Regions from separate parts of the Homo sapiens genome. Here region 1 is linked to region 2. A link is a loop called in an ENCODE intact Hi-C map of the cell type or tissue named here. Cell type or tissue: ovary. All regions are shown on one strand. Links, peaks and the distances in the headings refer to the core of each region. The heading gives the core; the rest is flanking DNA.

Region 1 (8,253 bases), core at 2,014-7,013, 360 kb before region 2:
AAAAATCGTTACGAAGAGCCTTGATATAAATGACTTTACTAGCTAAGAGATTCCCAAGCTGAAAAGAAAGACGCTAGAGAAATTGCCATAATAAGGGTTTAGTTAGTTCCTTGTTGAATGTTTTGACCCTCCCAATTTGATGTTATCTTCTATTTACTGCATTTAAATGAAGTATAGACTTAAAAAACTAAAGACACTCTCTAAGCTATGTCAATTATATGCCTACATTGTTCCATCATTACACTTGATATGCTTGTTCTTGTTGTCTGTGGGCCCCCCAAATCAGTGCAAATATTTGCCACTGTTTCCACCAGGGGGCATTCATCTCATTGAAAATAGGTATTGTTTTTAACCGGCAAAGTTAAGAATGTTATACTGAAATGACTAAAATACATTATTTATTAATCTCAAAATTCACATTTTCAACGGGAAGCAAAAAAGGCTAGGTCTTTAATGGGTAATTCTTGAATTAGATGTTTGTATATATGAAAAGTTATTATATGAGTAAGAAAAAAGTATACTTATGATCTGAAAAGTATGATATACCAGAGAATGTTATGAACTCTTAAGAAGCGTCAACAAAACATATACATAAAAACACTCAGCTGTAAGTAGAAATTAATTTTAGAGGTGGTGTTCAGTTGTATGTTCTCCTAAGACATCCTAAAAGTACTAAGACTCCTACAGAGGCAGGAATTGCCCTTTTTCAAAATGCCAGTTTCTCAAAACTCCTATCACCTTTCTTCTGACTGAACCACACAGTTACTTTGTACACATAAGGTTTGGACACCGGAACATACAAACAAGGCTGGCCTTCTCTGCAAAAGTTATGAAGAGAGGAAGAAAAGACAATGGAACATACAAAGACTGCACATTTACCCTTTTGCACCCTGAACCCTGACAGTCTTTTGTATAAAAAAAATTAGTGTGATGTTATAACAAAAAAAAGACTCAAATATAGAATTCCTGACAGAATATTTATCAGAACCATACCTTTTTTCTTTTACTTCCCAAGAAAATATCACAAAGTCTGCCATACCCCTGAAATTATCACTGACCCATCCAAGCCAGAAAACTTCATAGCTCATAGCTTTCTTTTAGAGAGGAAAAAACATCCACCTATGTTTCCATGTATAACCATCTAATATACTAGCTCTTAACTGAGACCTAATCAAGTAGGAACTATGGACCAGTGAGGTCTAGCACCATTCGCTACCCCTGATGGTAGCTTTGAAGGTGTCTCTTTCTCTTTTTACACAGTACCCATGTTAGTATATGAAATGGAAGTGTACACAGAGGGAATCACAGACTCTTAAGGTAAAGTTGCGCAGAGCTGGACCTTGGTATTCCCCTAAGTTTGAACTTCTGCTCCCATCTCACTGCTTGTGCATCTGCCTACGTTGATTTAGGGACTGGCCTGACTAAAACAGAGAAGCTGAACCGGGCAAGATCCCCATCTCCACAACCTATTACAAAATATGTGGAAGTCCGGGAGGTGGATGGTTATTTCATTAGATATTTTGCTTATGTGTTCCATTAAGGCAGGGGTCAGCAAACCTTTTCTGTGAAGGGCCAGAGAGTAAACATTTTAGGTTTTCTGAGACATAAGGTCTCTGTCACAGCTACTCAACTCTGCTGCTGTACCATGAAAGCAGCCATAGATAATCCATAAATGAATGAATGGGGCTGTATTCCAATAAAACTTTATTTACAAAAACAAACAACTGGTCAGATTGAGCCTGGGGTTCATAGTATGACAACTGTTTTAAGGGGATAGCTCAGGTTTTTTTTCTTCCCTTGTACTGGTGGAACTCTAACACGTAGCTCAGACCAAATGTTCCCTAATGGCAAGAGTGTTAATAATCAAAACCAGATTTTTAAGGAAAAAAAAAACCGCAGAGTCCCATTATAATGCCTTATTTTCTAATCATAAAGGCTAGCTGCCAGAAATGCTAACCTGACCCACTAGTGGTGTGGGTTGTTAATGCTGGACGTGTTGGTGGTCCAGAGTATCTTGGTTCCCTTTTAGCATTTCTACCATTTGTTTACTCTTATCAGAAGTAAACAGGAATACAGAAGGAGGCTTCTCCAGAGAGAAAGTCCAGCATGGAATTAAGATTTCAGATCTGACACGTTGAGAAAAGTTCTTCAAACTTGCTCACTCTTTTCTGATCTAATTAAATGCCTCACCTTCTTGATCTTGAACAGTTGAGGAGAAACAATATCATCAGCACACAGCTAAGCCTTTAAACAACCCACAACTACTGTGATGTTCTTGTGTCAGTGTCAAAAAAACAAAAAAAGGTGCAGCAACCCTACGGCATGACATAGCACACCCTCCTCAGAGAATTCTGCCCCTTTTGCAGAACAAGAAAACTCTTTTGAAGCTAATTTGTCTCAGTGTGTCTAGACAAAAATTTGGGACAGACAATACAAAGCCCTCTTTTAAGATTCACTTCTATTTTTGCCTTCACCACAAAAGAAAAGATGAGGGGGTTGGAAACTGATCTCTGCAACATGGCATATGAGTTCTTTGCAATTTGGCCTTAGCCTCAACAGCAAATCTATGTGTTCCATCTCTTTGCTTGTTAATGCATTTGCTTTATGCAGGAGAACAAGCCCCCTTGGACGTGGGTGTGTTTTATAAAAAGAAAAGAAAAAAAAAGTCAAGTGGTAATGGAAGCTCTAAATCAATGTCACCAGGCTTCCAATGGCATTCATGTAGAGCCTTCAGAATGAGCACCTATGTTTGGTGGATTTTTATTATTATTATTGCTTGTTGTTTATTTTTACTCTTGTCCATGTGCCCAGAGACCTTGGCAAGATAAGCATTTTATAAATCTGATAAATAAGTAATTGAAGCCTTCTAATCAATATTACCCAAGGGAGAGGGAAGGAGGCACTCAAATCTGCATTAAAGTCGAGGTCCTCCCTTCTGTTAAATGCTGGGAGAAGAAAAGACCAGCCTGTTAAGGCTATGAAAAGGGCATCTCACTGGGGTGGGCTAAGTGCAGCAAGTTTGCTCTCTCCACATATCCCTCAACATTGAGGAGGGAGAGGACACAGCAGAGAAGAAATCAGTCCACTGTATCAAACTCCACATGACAGGCACGGACACACCAGAAGATAGGGACATTGCACGGTGTCCGTGAAGGCACAGTCCACCAGCGGGAACTGCACAGTTCAGGCAGGAGGGAGGCTTACTCATCATGAGCTTCACTGAAGCTGCAGTGTGTGGGCCACTGTTATATTCTCTGGGAAAATGTTGCTGTCAACACAGCAATAGAGCCCTCCAGAGAGGGACTTTACAGAATCGACAGCCAAACTGAGCCCAGAGGGAATTCCAGGGTAAGTCTCTTGAAGAGGCACAAAGCCTCATTAGTGCAGAGAAGATTTACCATGATCTCAGTCCAACCAACGATGCAGGCACCTTGTGTCCAAAGTTGTAATTCACTACGGTTCTACATATAACCCAAGTATAAGGAATCATCACTGGTTGGTTAAGTCTGAATAACCTCCTGCTTCTCTAAAAATATCAGTGACAATCAGACTGCACCTACAGGCCCTTCCATAGGAGAGAAATAAGCTGAGCTGGTGGCCAATTTATTTAAAGGAAGCAAATCAGCTAGTTAAACCCACAATTTAAGGAAGGCTTTGTTTTTGTTTTTGTTTATTTAGACAGGGTCTTAATCTGTCACCCAGGATGGAGTACAGTGGTATGATCTCGGCTCTCTGCAACCTCTGCCTCCCAGGCTCAAGCGATTCTCTCACCCCAGTCCCCTAAGTAGCTGGGACGACAGGTGCCCGCCACCACTCTGGGCTAATTTTTGTAACTTTTTGTAGGGACAGCGCTTTGTCATTTTGCCCAGGCTGGTCTCGAACTCCTGAGCTCAAGCAGTCCACCCGCTTCTGCCTCCCAAAATGTTGACATTACAGGCGTGAGCCACTGCACCAGACAGGAAAGCTTTTTCGAAAAATCAAATTGCACTGTTGAAACGAACTTCAAAAGATCATGTAGGCTGTCATCCTACCTTAAGGTAAATCTAGCTTGAATCACCGGGGGCAAAGAGAACATATATTATTTTAAAAGGTCTTGCAAAAAAGAGTTTCTACAAACAAACCTCTTGCATGATCAAACTACCTTTACTGTCGAAAAATTGCTAATTATGACTGTTTTGCAATGGCTTGCTAGAGACAGCTCGTACTTCTTTGTCTAATTTTCAGGACTTTTTTGAGCTGGCTGACTTCATGGTGGGAATGTTTACACCGCGGAAATCAGCAAACATTACAAATTAGGACCCCAACCCCACTGTATCCTTGAGTACTAGTTCCTGAACATTTCTCAGCATACTATTGTCATATGCTGTGTAAAACTATTCGTTTTTCCTTCTCCAAACTCTCTTGTTCTTTGAGAGCTGAGAAACACTCTGAGTCAAAGAAGAAATCTGTTCTACAATATTTCTGAAAGTTTCAGGCTCTTTGTGGACACCCAGAGCAAAGGGAAATTAACTGTTTTGCATGATAACCCATTTAGGGACAACAAGACTACTGTATTAGAAAATGATTATTAACCCCAATTTATCTCTGCTTTTCTTCCTACTACTATTTTCCAATCTTGTAAACATCCGTTAGAGTTTCTCCAGAGTTCTCTGAACGGTGTCACATCTCTCATCTTGAGAATAAGAGGAGGTTCTGTACTAAAATGGGACAACCAACACTAGGAAGAGCTACCAGTGACTCTACTATTTATGATGCACAACCCCACTTGTTTCCTTTCTATAACTTCTCTTTTCCTGTAAGGGGCTTAACTGAATGCCCAGACTGGAAGTTTCCCCTCAAAGTTTCTGATAGAAACAACCATGAGTACAATCTAGGTATTAGGAAATATATCTTCCATGGCCACCAGAAAATATTTATTGGTCCTAAAACCCAATGATAAAGATGTTCTAATACCTATTAGGAGGAGACAGTTCTCTCTAGCACTTCTGTATATCTCACAAAGAAAGGTACTGACTGCCCTTTGTTTTGGATTATCTTTTCAAAGATGTTTGTATAGTGAACAGCCTTCCAAAATAAAGTGTCTCCAAAACAAAGAGCAGGCATAATTACTGTCCATTTTAAAAGATTCAGATTCCCTAAATTCAGGGTTCCTCTCCTATAACACAATCCAGAGAATGTGCAGGCATCCATTGGGTCCCACCTGCCTCACACTCATGGGGTTTTGGAAGAGAGAATTGATACAAATATGCTGTTCATGCCACATGCTGTGTAAAAGTAATAGAGTCCTCTGTCTCTGACCCCAAAATCTCATGTCTTCTGCCATCATCTATGAAATCATGGCAGGCTAACTTGTTAGCTTGAAAGTAGGGTAAGATCTTAGACATTTCATAGTTTTTAATAAAGCTTTTAAGAAACAGGCCAGACATGGTGGCTCACACCTGTAATCCCAGCACATTGGGAAGCCAAGGTGGGCGGATCACTTGAGGTCAGGAGTTCGACACCAGCCTGGCCAACATGGTGAAACTCCATCTCTACTAAAAATATAAAAATTAGCTGGGTGTGGTGGCACATGCCTGTAATCTCAGCTACTCAGGAGACTGAGGCATAAGAATCGCTTGAACCTGGGAGGCAGAGGTTGCAGTGAGCTGAGATCATGCTGCTGCACTCCAGCCTGGGCGACAGAGTGAGACTCTGTCTCAAAAGAAAAAATAAATAAATAAATAACAAAGCTTTTAAACAGTCTGTATCTATATTTATATTTATATTTATATCTATATCTATCTCTCTACCTACCTATCTATCCATCTAGTTGGATAGATAGACAGGTACCAACTGTGTGCCTCAGAGATGCTTTATAGATACTCTCTTAGGTAATAATGTAGAAAACAGCCCACAATGAAGTTTCTAAGATGAAAAGTGCAGAGCTGTTGCACTCTGTCAAAGATATAAATGTGCAACTGGGAAAAATGGGCATGAACAAAACGAAGACTGGCCTTAATGTTTTTTGTGTACTCTAGATCAGGGCTTCTCAAATTTTAAAGAGCATATAAATCACCTGAGAATTTCATTAAAATTCAGATTTGAATTCAGTAGGTCTGGGATGAGGCCCCAGATCTGTATTTTGAAAAAGTTCCTAAGTGATATTGGTCCAAGGACCACATTTTGAGAGCAAGGGTCTAACAGCAACTAAATATAAACTGTATACATATTGTCACTCTTATATCTGCATAAACTATAAAATGTTTAATAAAAATATCCATAACAACCCAGGAAGTCCATTTAAATATCTGATTAGGAATATATGCATATTTATAAGAGAAAAATATCAATATTGATTATAAATTTGTCTTGATTCCAAATTATATACACATTCTATTCAAAGAACCAAGAGCAAAAGAAATATGCAGGAGAAGCCCGTCCTAGGTTACGCCAAGAGTCTGTGGACTGTAGCAAGCAATAAACCAGGCAAATTACAATCTTTATGGTTTATGTTGCTGGCAATATCTCTGGCTAAGCAAATGCTGATGGGCTAAGCATAACAGGGAAAATAATATGTGAGCATAAGACAGACTCTGAAAAAAAATAAATGTGCTGCAGGGAAAAACACACTGGGCTGGGAGTCAAGAGGCTGGAGTTGTCCCCGCTCTGTCACCTCCTTGCTGTGGGAGCCAAGGAAAGCAGATTCAATTCTCTCTGGGCAATGAGGGAGAGGAGCAGGTGCCTCTAGGCCCAGGCCCTATGCCACCTCTCAGCTCCCACATCTTGGTGTTAGGGCTTGGTCACCTGCACAGACGGCCTCTCTCAGCCTCATGGACCATTATTTAAGACTGTCATCAGCCCAAAGAGATTAATCTTTCTATCTCATCTTATATACTTAGGGAAACATTTGTGTACCAATTTGAAAAGCACAAGAAAGAAGGCTCGGAAATAAAAGAAAAACTGACAAGGTATTTTAGAATTTTATTGTGAAATATTTGAGTACCTCCTGTGTCCCTTTTCCTTCCACCACTGTCTTTTTTTCTTTTTGTCTTCTTTTTTCCTTCCTAACCTCTCTCTCTTCATCCTCTCTCTACCAAAATTACAACTGGGGAGACAGTAAGGTGTATGTCATTATTCCATGCGCTAGTTTCTCATTATGTTAGTGACTATTTCTTTTGAAAAGATTTCTGTGGTTAAATACACTTTGTGAATCTGGTTTAAATAGAATTAAAAGATTCCTATGGACCCTATAATATGCTGACGCAGAATGTGTTTCTCCAAGACGGGCTATGGAAAGCTCCATTTGCTACACTGGACTACAGAAACCAGCCTTTTCCCCAATGCTAGTGTTCTAAGGGATCCACTTTGAGAATGACAGCTCCAGCACTAAGATTTTGGATTCTGGAAATGAGCTGTGTGTTGAAATCAGTACCACCTGGAACAGCCTTGCAGCTTTGGGCAAGTCACATAACCTCTCTGAGCCTCCAGTTCTTTATGTGCAGAAAGGGTCAATGACATCTACCAAATGTTTCCATGGATAAAACTAAGCGAGACAAAGTACATGAAGTGCCAGACATGGAGACCCCTCTCCATCCTGTCTGTTGAGATTCAGAAGTGAGGTCAATCTGTGTCCCTTGAAAACTGGCCGGGGCAGCATCCATCTCACTGAAAACCACTCTTGGAGACAAGGCCATTGGCCCTCGTTTCTGACTTTGTCCATGTTTCAGAACTCAATATGGGTCCAGTCCCCTCCATTGAAGCCTGAATATCCCCTCCCAGTGACTGCCCAGCAGTCTGGGTATGTTTGCCATCTCAATAGATGACATTTGCCAAATGAATGAGGGAGAGAAAGAAAATATTTAGACAGAGAGGGTCACAGGAGAATAAACAAAGGAAGAAATGAAACCAGGCCATAGGGGAGGGCAGGAAGGCACAGTAGTTAGGACATGACTGTCCTGAGGCAGACTTGACGTTAGGAGCCACAAACCTTGGCAGATCAGCAAAATCTCCCTGAGTCTCAATGTCCTCAGTTACAAAACGAAGATGATGATGCATATCTCACAGAGACATGTTGAGGAGTTGAGAGATTGTATGCATAAAGCACTTAGCACAAAACCAAGCACAGAGTAGGGACTCAATTGAAAAAAGAGAAAGAGTGTTAAGTGTTCTTTTTGAAGTGAAAGGGGAAAAAAAAGATGCTTTTATTCTCAAATCCAATTCTGTGATTTCTAGATTAGAAACTGGCTATCATAAACCTTCTGCATAAATCCCAGC
Region 2 (8,253 bases), core at 1,936-6,935:
AACTAGAGTCCCAATTACAGCAACAGATGGTTTGGTTTGTAATAAAGAAATTCCTATAATCTGTAATTTTGTTTTTAAACCAGAGTTTCCTTTCTAAAGAAGCTTAGAAAACCTCTACAGAGACTATAAAAGGACTTCTGGGTAAAGATGAGAGGTTGACAATCTCCTAATTCTTACTAAAACAAATACTTTATTTTAAATCAAAAGAAAATGTTATCCAAATTCCAACCAAGGAAAAGTAATATAATTTCCTGCCCTAAATTTCAAAAGTGGCTGCAAATGAAAGAAACAGAAGATTCTCAAAAAACTTACGGAGTCTCTGGGGTCAGTTGGAAAATGCTCCTAGTTCTTTACTTCCTACTATGTCTAGGATTTTACATCCTTGTCCCTCGCCATGTGACGCTGCTGTACCTCCCACTGGAGTTAAGCTATTGATGCACGCAGAGGTTTTAAATGTGCTTGTGTGTTGGGACTCGGTCTTTCATGCTCCTGTGATCCCAGCAGGTCACAACTCCCTTCCATCCTGGGTTCCAGAACAGAGACATGGAGCATCCTGGAACCCATCTGAAGCCTGGGTCCAGCCTGGCCCTGCCAAGCCCAGCCTACACCCCACAGAGTGGAACTTACCTGCAGACTCCTGAGCAGGAAACTCAACTTGTGTTGTAAGCTGCTGAGAGTTTGCAGTTGTTTGTTCCATCGCAAAAACTATTACAGGTTCCTAACTTAATCCCCATCTTTTATATGCAATATAAAACTATTAAAGAAAAAAGGTCCATAGACAAAAGTCTCAAATTCTCACTTATACTTGATTTGTTTTTGTTGTTGTTGTTGTTTTGAGATGACGTTTTGCTCTTGTCGCCCAGGCTGGAGTTCAGTGGCACGATCTTGGCTGACTGCAACCTCCACCTCCTGGATTCAAGTGATTCTCCTGCCTCAGCCTGCCAAGTAGCTGGGATTACAAGCGCTTGCCCCCACACCCAGCTAATTTTTGTGTTTTTAGTAGAGATGGGGTTTCGCCATGTTGGCCAGGCTTGTCTCGAACTCCTGACCTCAGGCAATCCACCCGCCTCAGCCTCCCAAAGTGCTGGGATTACAGGCGTGAGCCACTGCACCCGGCCTAATTTGGAGAGAAGCAAATTGAGTGGAGGTGTAGCAGCCCAGGGGAGGGGAGGGAGGAAATCCTCAAGAGGAGAAGCATTGAGCTGCCACTATAAAATAGCAGGACCCCAGGAGAGGCAAGAACACCATCAGGGGTAAGTAGGGAAGCGTTACCCACTTGGGGTTTCTGTCCTTCTTGGGAATAGGACGCTCCTAGGCAGAGAGAATCCTGGCATAGGACAAGCCAAGGCCTCCAAGGGAGGCTTTACAGAACCTCAGCAGAGCTCTCCTCCACCCCCAGCCACACAACCCCACCCCCTTGTTATACACAAGCCACAAAAATACACAGAAAATAATATTCGGTCTTCAGACTGCAAGTCAGAGAGAAAGACAGATCTTAGAAAAGGCAGCAAATTCAAGAGAATTCATTTATACTATATTATACTCACCAAAAAATGGACAGAGTGGTTTATGCCAAGCGTGATCAAGATAAAAATAAATGGCACAGGGGCTAAGCCAGCATGAAAACACAAGAAAAAGAGATAGAGGGAAGGAGGGAGGGAGAGGCAGACAACATAATTGAAGAGAAAATAGGCTGGGTGCGATGGTTCACGCCTGAAGCTAGGCGGGAGGATCGCTTCAGCCCAGGAGTTCAAAACCAGCCAGGGCAACAACGGGAGACCACGTCTCAAAAATAAAAAAAAAATTAAAAAAAAAAGAAATTAATTTTAAAAAAGAAAAGAAAATATAACCAGAGGAAAAGAAGGCTAATTACCTGTAAGTGATTCCCACTACAAAAGAATTTAAAGAAAACATGAATTTTATAAAACAATAAAGTCAAAGTGAATAAGTAATGAAGGGAAATGAAAGGGAGGATGGTGAAACTAAGGAAACAGAGGGATCAAAACAGCATCATTATAGAAATAAGGAGTAGGAATTGTGAGGAGAAGACAGCAACCAAAATCAAAATTACCTACAACAAATAAAGGCTTGAGCCTATCACAGCAAAGGAAAGCAAAGCTATAAAAGCAATTGAGAGTATTATACAGGAACAAAGACAAAAATGGGTGTCCTTAAGATAAAGAACTTGATAAATGGAATAAGAAGATAGAACAAAATAGAAGATTCCCGTAACATGAAGGGAGAACTAAACGTGAAGAATAACACAAACTGGGCCAGGCGCAGTGGCTCACACCTGTAATCCCAGCACTCTGGGAGGCCAAGGCGGACAGATCACCCGAGGGCAGGAGTTTGAGACCAGCCTGGCCAACATGGGGAAACCCTGTCTCCTCTAAAAATACAAAAAAACAAGCAAAAAAAAAATTAGCTGGGCATGGTGGTGCATGCCTGCGATCCAAGCTACTTGGGAGGCCAAGGCAAAATAATTGCTTGAACCCAGGAAACAGAGGCTGCAGTGAGTGGAGATCAACAGAGCAAGACTCCGTCTAAAAAAAAAAAAAAAAAAAAAAAAAGAATAACATAAACTGATATAATGTGATTAATAATGTCACACGTTCTCAAGAAGAAATTAAATCCCAACGATGAAGAAAGGTTCCTTACCACATCCGGGAAGAAAAAGAAGGGACCCATAAGGGGTGAAAAAACCTGTACTCAGGCTTCCCCAAACAATACCCAGTGGTAAAAGGCAAAGAGGTTCTAAGAAAAGAGACGACCCCAATTCTAACATACACAGCCAAGTAATCCCGCCAGCATGAATTCAAAGATGGACCTTTCCTAAGAGAAAAGAACAGAAGAAACGCAGCAGCCACACATTATTGGGGAGATGGCAAAGTGGCTCCACAAAACCCAATCAGTCTAAAACTGAATGGAGACACTGTGATGTTAAATGATGTGACACTTGATAGAAAGTGTGGCCTGGGAATTGTACAACTAGACAAGTGCTCCTTATCTAGAATAAAGCTAAGAGGAAAATCCCAAAATAAAACACCCATAAATTGTTCTTGAAAAAGTTACTAGGTAATGAAATCCAGCTGATTAAGAGAGGAATCAATATTTGAAAACACACATACACACACGGAATGGGCCGGGCACCATTCCATCAGAATATAATACGCCTATAATACCAGCATTCTGGAAGGCTGAGGTGGGTAGATTGCTTGAGCCCAGGAGTTTGAGACCAGCCTAGCAACATGGTGAAACCCCTTCTCTACAAAAAATACAAAAATTAGCTCAGTGTGGTGGCACACGCCTGTGGTCCTTGCACCAGATGGAGGTGCAAGGATCACCTGAGCCCGGGGGGGCTGACGCTGCAATGAGCCGTGATTACACCACTGCACTCCAGTCTGGGAGACAGAGCGAGACTCTGTCTCAAACACACACACACACACAAAGGAATGCAGCCGGATGTGGAGGCTCACGCCTGTAACCCCAGCACTTTGGGGGGCCAAGGGCGGGTGGATCACTTGAAGTCAGGAGTTCAAGACCAGCTTGGCCAATACAGTGAAACCACGTCTCTACTAAAAATACAAAAATTAGCAGAGTGTGGAGTGCACCTGTAGTCCCAGCTGCTCGGGAAGCTGAGACAGGAGAATTACTTGAACCTGTGAGGTAGAGGTTGCAGTGAGCCAAGATCATGCCACTGCACTCCAAGCTGGGTGACAGAGTGAGACTCCATCTCAAATAAATAAATAAATAAATGGAGAAGCCTTGCTGTAACAATCGGTGTTGGGCATTTGCCTGTCTATTTAAACATCTAAGACCAAAGGACTCAAGTAACTCTGGTTACAGAAGAGAATGTAAATAGTCAGCCTTGACCATTTAAAAACAATCGCATGAGTAATGAGACTTCAGAGGAGGCATGAGAAATGAAAAGATGCATATTTCCTGATTTGTCACAGTACAAATTCAACTTCTGCATCCAAAATTGAAAACCAGAATTTTAACAAGCAAAACAATCCCTAATCTTTTCATCATCTCTTTTCTTCTTAATTTTATCAAAATATTTTAGGACCTATTATCACCAGTGGTAAAGAAATATGGGTCTGAATTTCAGCAGTTCCTGCAGTCTCATTTCAGTTCATTTTCTTCAGTTAAATTCCAGTAAAACTGAATTTAAAATATTTTTAAATATAGCTTCCATTTTTATAAAAGTGCTTCAGTCTCCTTCGTGGTTTATGAAAAAAAGTGCTTTCATTTATATAAAATTATTTCTCTATTTTTTTCTCTATGAGTATGTCCACAAAAACATGAGGAGAGAAAAAAGATTTAGAAATGATGAGCACCTAATATAAATGAGGGTAATTTTAGATCAGGGGTCTGCAAACTATAGCCTGCATACAAAAATCTAGCCCTAATAAAGTTTTATTGAAACACAGCCACGCCTATTTGTTTACATGTTGTCCATGATTGCTTTCACGCTACAGCTGCAGAGCTGAGTTGTGACAAGAGACCATCTGGCCTATTTTAGCAAAGACTAAAATATTAACAACCTTGGCCAGGTGTGGTGGCTCACCAAGGCGAGAGGATTGCTTGAGATCCAGAGTTCCAGACCATCCTGGGCTACGTGGAGAAACTCTGTCTCTACAAATAAATACAAAAAATTAGCTGGGCATGGTGGCATGCACCTGTGGTCCCAGCTATTTGCGAGGCTGAGGTGGGAGGATCGCTTGAGCCTGTGAGGTCGAGGCTGCAGTGAGCCGTGATCATGCCACTGCACTCCAGCCTGGGCCATAAAGTGAGACCCTGTCTCAAAACAAGTAAAAGTAAAAAAATATATATTTTATGACCTCTACATGTACAGCAAAACCTTGCAGAACCCTGCACAGAGATGGTGAAATTGGGAGTGGGGTGCTTGTTTTTTTTGTGTTTTACTTTCTTCTTGTTATATTTGCAGAACATTTTTCAGTAAGCATTATAATTTTTAACAATGAAGCCATTTTTGTATTTTAGAAAGATTACCCTCTACTCACATATCAAGGTACTAGTCTGCTATAGATAAGAAGTTAGGCCAAATGACCTAGCTCACCTAGGCTTCACTCCCTTCTAGAACAAGGCTCTTCCATCAGAGAAGTTCGTGTTCCTCTGAAGCCTCGAGACAGAGCGAACTGGCTGCTGTAGGAATCTGTGCAGGTTTGGCAGGTGCCTGTTGGAAGGAGCCAGTTATGTCACTGGTTTTGGCAAACAATTTGAGAACTCTCCAAATAAGACTATGGATCAGGGAAGGCAGAGGAAGAGGGGAAAAAAAAAAAAACTTTCTATTTAGCATTTGCCAGAATTACAACCTTCAGTAAATACCACATAACTCATTAAGAAATTCCTCACTTACTGAAACTAAAATGGAAGCGGCCCAAGAACCAGAAGAAAAGCAAAACGAAGCAGTCCCGCTCATGTGTTTCAAATCTATTTCTCAACTGCATGCTAATTTTTCTGTGCCCAAATAAAGGCCTGTTCTCAAGGACTCAAATTATGAAATGTTTCTGATTCTACACAATCCAAAGAATAGTCAGAGGCTATGAAATACCATCTGATCCACTTGTGAGAGACCCTGTCACACTGAAGACCCCGAGACAAAAGCAGCAACCACCCACCCGTGACCACCACTTTGAGCCTCTGCCCTTCGGCCTCTGGGCCTCCCCACTCCAAGGAGCTTTCCAGCAAAAAACCTCCCTGACTATTTAAGCCACCAAAGCAATCCCAGCATGGGATGAACGCCCACCCCTGCTCTGCCTATCACCTCACCAGGCATACATTAATTAATTATGGAGCATTCCAAGGGCACAGGGGCATCATTCTGCAGGATGAGCTATCAGCCCTTAGAAACCAGGAGAAAGATTAAGACCCATGAATTAAGAGTTTTCATGATTCAAGATGTTTTCTGTCTTGAAATAATTAATAATGTTGATTTTATTCCCTCATTGGGTAAATGTGCTTATTCCAAGAACAGTAAATCTCCGCAATTCCAATAGCAATCAGAATAAAAAGCGTTCCAACAGAAATTTTCTGCTTCCTTTCTGATTAGAAAGCAACTTTATTTTTTAGGGAAAGGCAAAATCTGTATTACAGATCATTTTTACTAAAAATGCTAACTAATCAACTCACTATACCTGAAAACAGAGAACTATGAAAAATTTTTCTTCAGGCCTCTTCAGGTTTCTTACACAATCAAAAGGTTTAAAACTCAGGTTTGATAGGTAACAATAATCAAATTATTATTTTTTAAGACAGAGTCTCACTCTGTTGCCCAGGATGGAGTGCAATCGCACAATCTTGGCTCACTGCAATCTCTGCCTCCCAGGTTCAAGCGATTCTCTGGCCTCAGTCTCTTGAGTAGCTGGGATTACAAGTGCGTGCCATCAGGCCCGGCTAATTTTTGTATTCTTACTAGAAACAGGGTTTTGCCATGTTAGCCAGGCTGTTCTCGAACTCCTGACCTCAGGTGATCTGCCTGCCTCAGCCTCCCAAACTGCTGGGATAACAGGTGTGAGCCACCACGCCCGGCTGTCTTTCTTTAAAAAAAATTTTTTTTTAACTGTCCTTCTGGTCTAAGTTAGTTGAACATTCAACACAAGTCGAAGTTGTCTATGAAAAATGCTTATAAATTCTTACGAATCAAAAAGAAGATATTTCTTCTGAAGATTTTTTTGCTCAAATATTGCTGTTCCTTCCTATTTCATTATCAGTCATCCAGATTTTCAGCAAAATCAAGGCTATTCTCCCAAATGCACGTAATATTGTTTTGCACTGCCTTACCACCCATCACAATCTCACAAAATCCCGTTTTCATTTATTGTATTTATTTTTTTAAGACAGGGTCTGGCACCGTCGCCCAGGCTGGAGTACAGTGGCACGATCTTGGCTCCCTATAGCCTCTGTCTCCCCAGCTCAAGTGCTCTTCCTGCCTCAGCTTCCCTGAGTAGCTGGAACTACAGGCATGTGTCATGGCGCCCAGCTAATATTTGTACTTTTAGTAGAGACAGGTTTTCACCATGTTGCCCAGGCTGGTCTCAAATTCCTGAGCACAGGCCATCCACTCACTTAGCCTCCCAAAATACTCGGATTACCGATGTGAACTACCTCAACCAGCTAAAAACTCTTCTAAAAAAAAAAAAGAAAACCACCACCCCGACCACATGGCAATTAGTTTTTTTTTTTGAGACGGAGTCTCCCTCTTGTCGCCCAGATTGGAGTGCAGTGGTGCAATCACGGCTCACTGCAACCTCTGACCCCCTGGTTCAAGCGATTCTCCTGCCTCAGCCTCTCCAGTAGCTGGAATTACAGGCCTGCACCCCAACCCCGGACTAATTTTTGGGTTTTTAGTAGAGACGAGGTTTAACCATGTTGGCCTGGCTGGTCTCGAATTCCTGACCTCAATTGATTCACCCACCTCAGTCTCCCACAGTGCTGAGATTGTGTCCGGAATTGGTTGGTGGGTTCTTGGTCTCACTGACTTCAAGAATGGAGACGCCGACCCTCGCGGTGAGTGTCACAGTTCTTAAAGGCAACGTGTCGAGTTTGTTCCTTCTGATGTTCGGATGTGTTCCGAGTTTCCTTCCTTCAGTGTGGGTTCGTGGTCTCGCTGGCTTCAGGAGTGAAGCTGCAGACCTTCGTGGTGAGTGTTAAAGCTCACAAAGGCAGCGTGGACCCAAAGAGTTAGTAGCAGCAAGATTTACTGCAAAGGGCAAAAGAACAAAACCCCCACCCTGTGAAACAGGACTCCAGCGAGTTGCCGCTGCGGGCTCGGGCAGCCTGCTTTTATTCTCTTATCTGGCCCCACCCACATCCTGCTGATTGGTCCATTTTACAGAGAACTGATTGGTCTGTTTTACAGAGAGCTGATTGGTCCCAAAGAGTTAGTAGCAGCAAGATTTACTGCAAAGGGCAAAAGAACAAAACTCCCACCCTGTCAAACAGGACTCCAGGAAGTTGCCGCTGCTGGCTCCGGCAGCCTGCATTTATTCTCTTATCCAGCCCCACCCACATCCTGCTGATTGGTCCATTTTACAGAGAGCCGATTGGTCTCTTTTACAGAGAGCTGATTGGTCCGTTTTGACAGGGTGCTGATTGGTGCATTTACAATCCCTTAGCTAGACATAAAGATTCTCCAAGTCCCCACCAGATCGGCTAGACACAGAGCACTAATTCGTGCATTTACAAACCTGGAGTTAGACACGGGGTGCGGATTGGTGCATTTACAAA

The links. A loop is a pair of places that touch in the nucleus more often than their neighbours do. Peaks named below come from ENCODE experiments on the same cell type or tissue, not always from the same donor. Only the 100,000 strongest peaks of a DNase experiment are listed, where the experiment ranks them.
Region 1: it touches region 2 in a loop (5-fold over the local background); 5 of 110 quality-filtered maps call a loop at or near these places.

The regions. Positions count from the first base shown.
Region 1 is chr9:84,773,685-84,781,937 of GRCh38, reverse strand. The region is part of intron 12 of NTRK2 (neurotrophic receptor tyrosine kinase 2); the gene reads right to left. Among named protein-coding and RNA genes, the nearest start is that of NTRK2, 110 kb to the right of the region's middle. In ovary, for the core only: no CTCF peak of the experiment used is centred there; no DNase peak of the experiment used is centred there.
Region 2 is chr9:84,409,029-84,417,281 of GRCh38, reverse strand. LOC102724036 (a long non-coding RNA gene) reads right to left here and starts at 7,481. Exons shown (of 20, transcript XR_930042.2): 1 at 7,442-7,481; 2 at 5,084-5,200. In ovary, for the core only: no CTCF peak of the experiment used is centred there; no DNase peak of the experiment used is centred there; H3K27ac peaks cover 504 bases.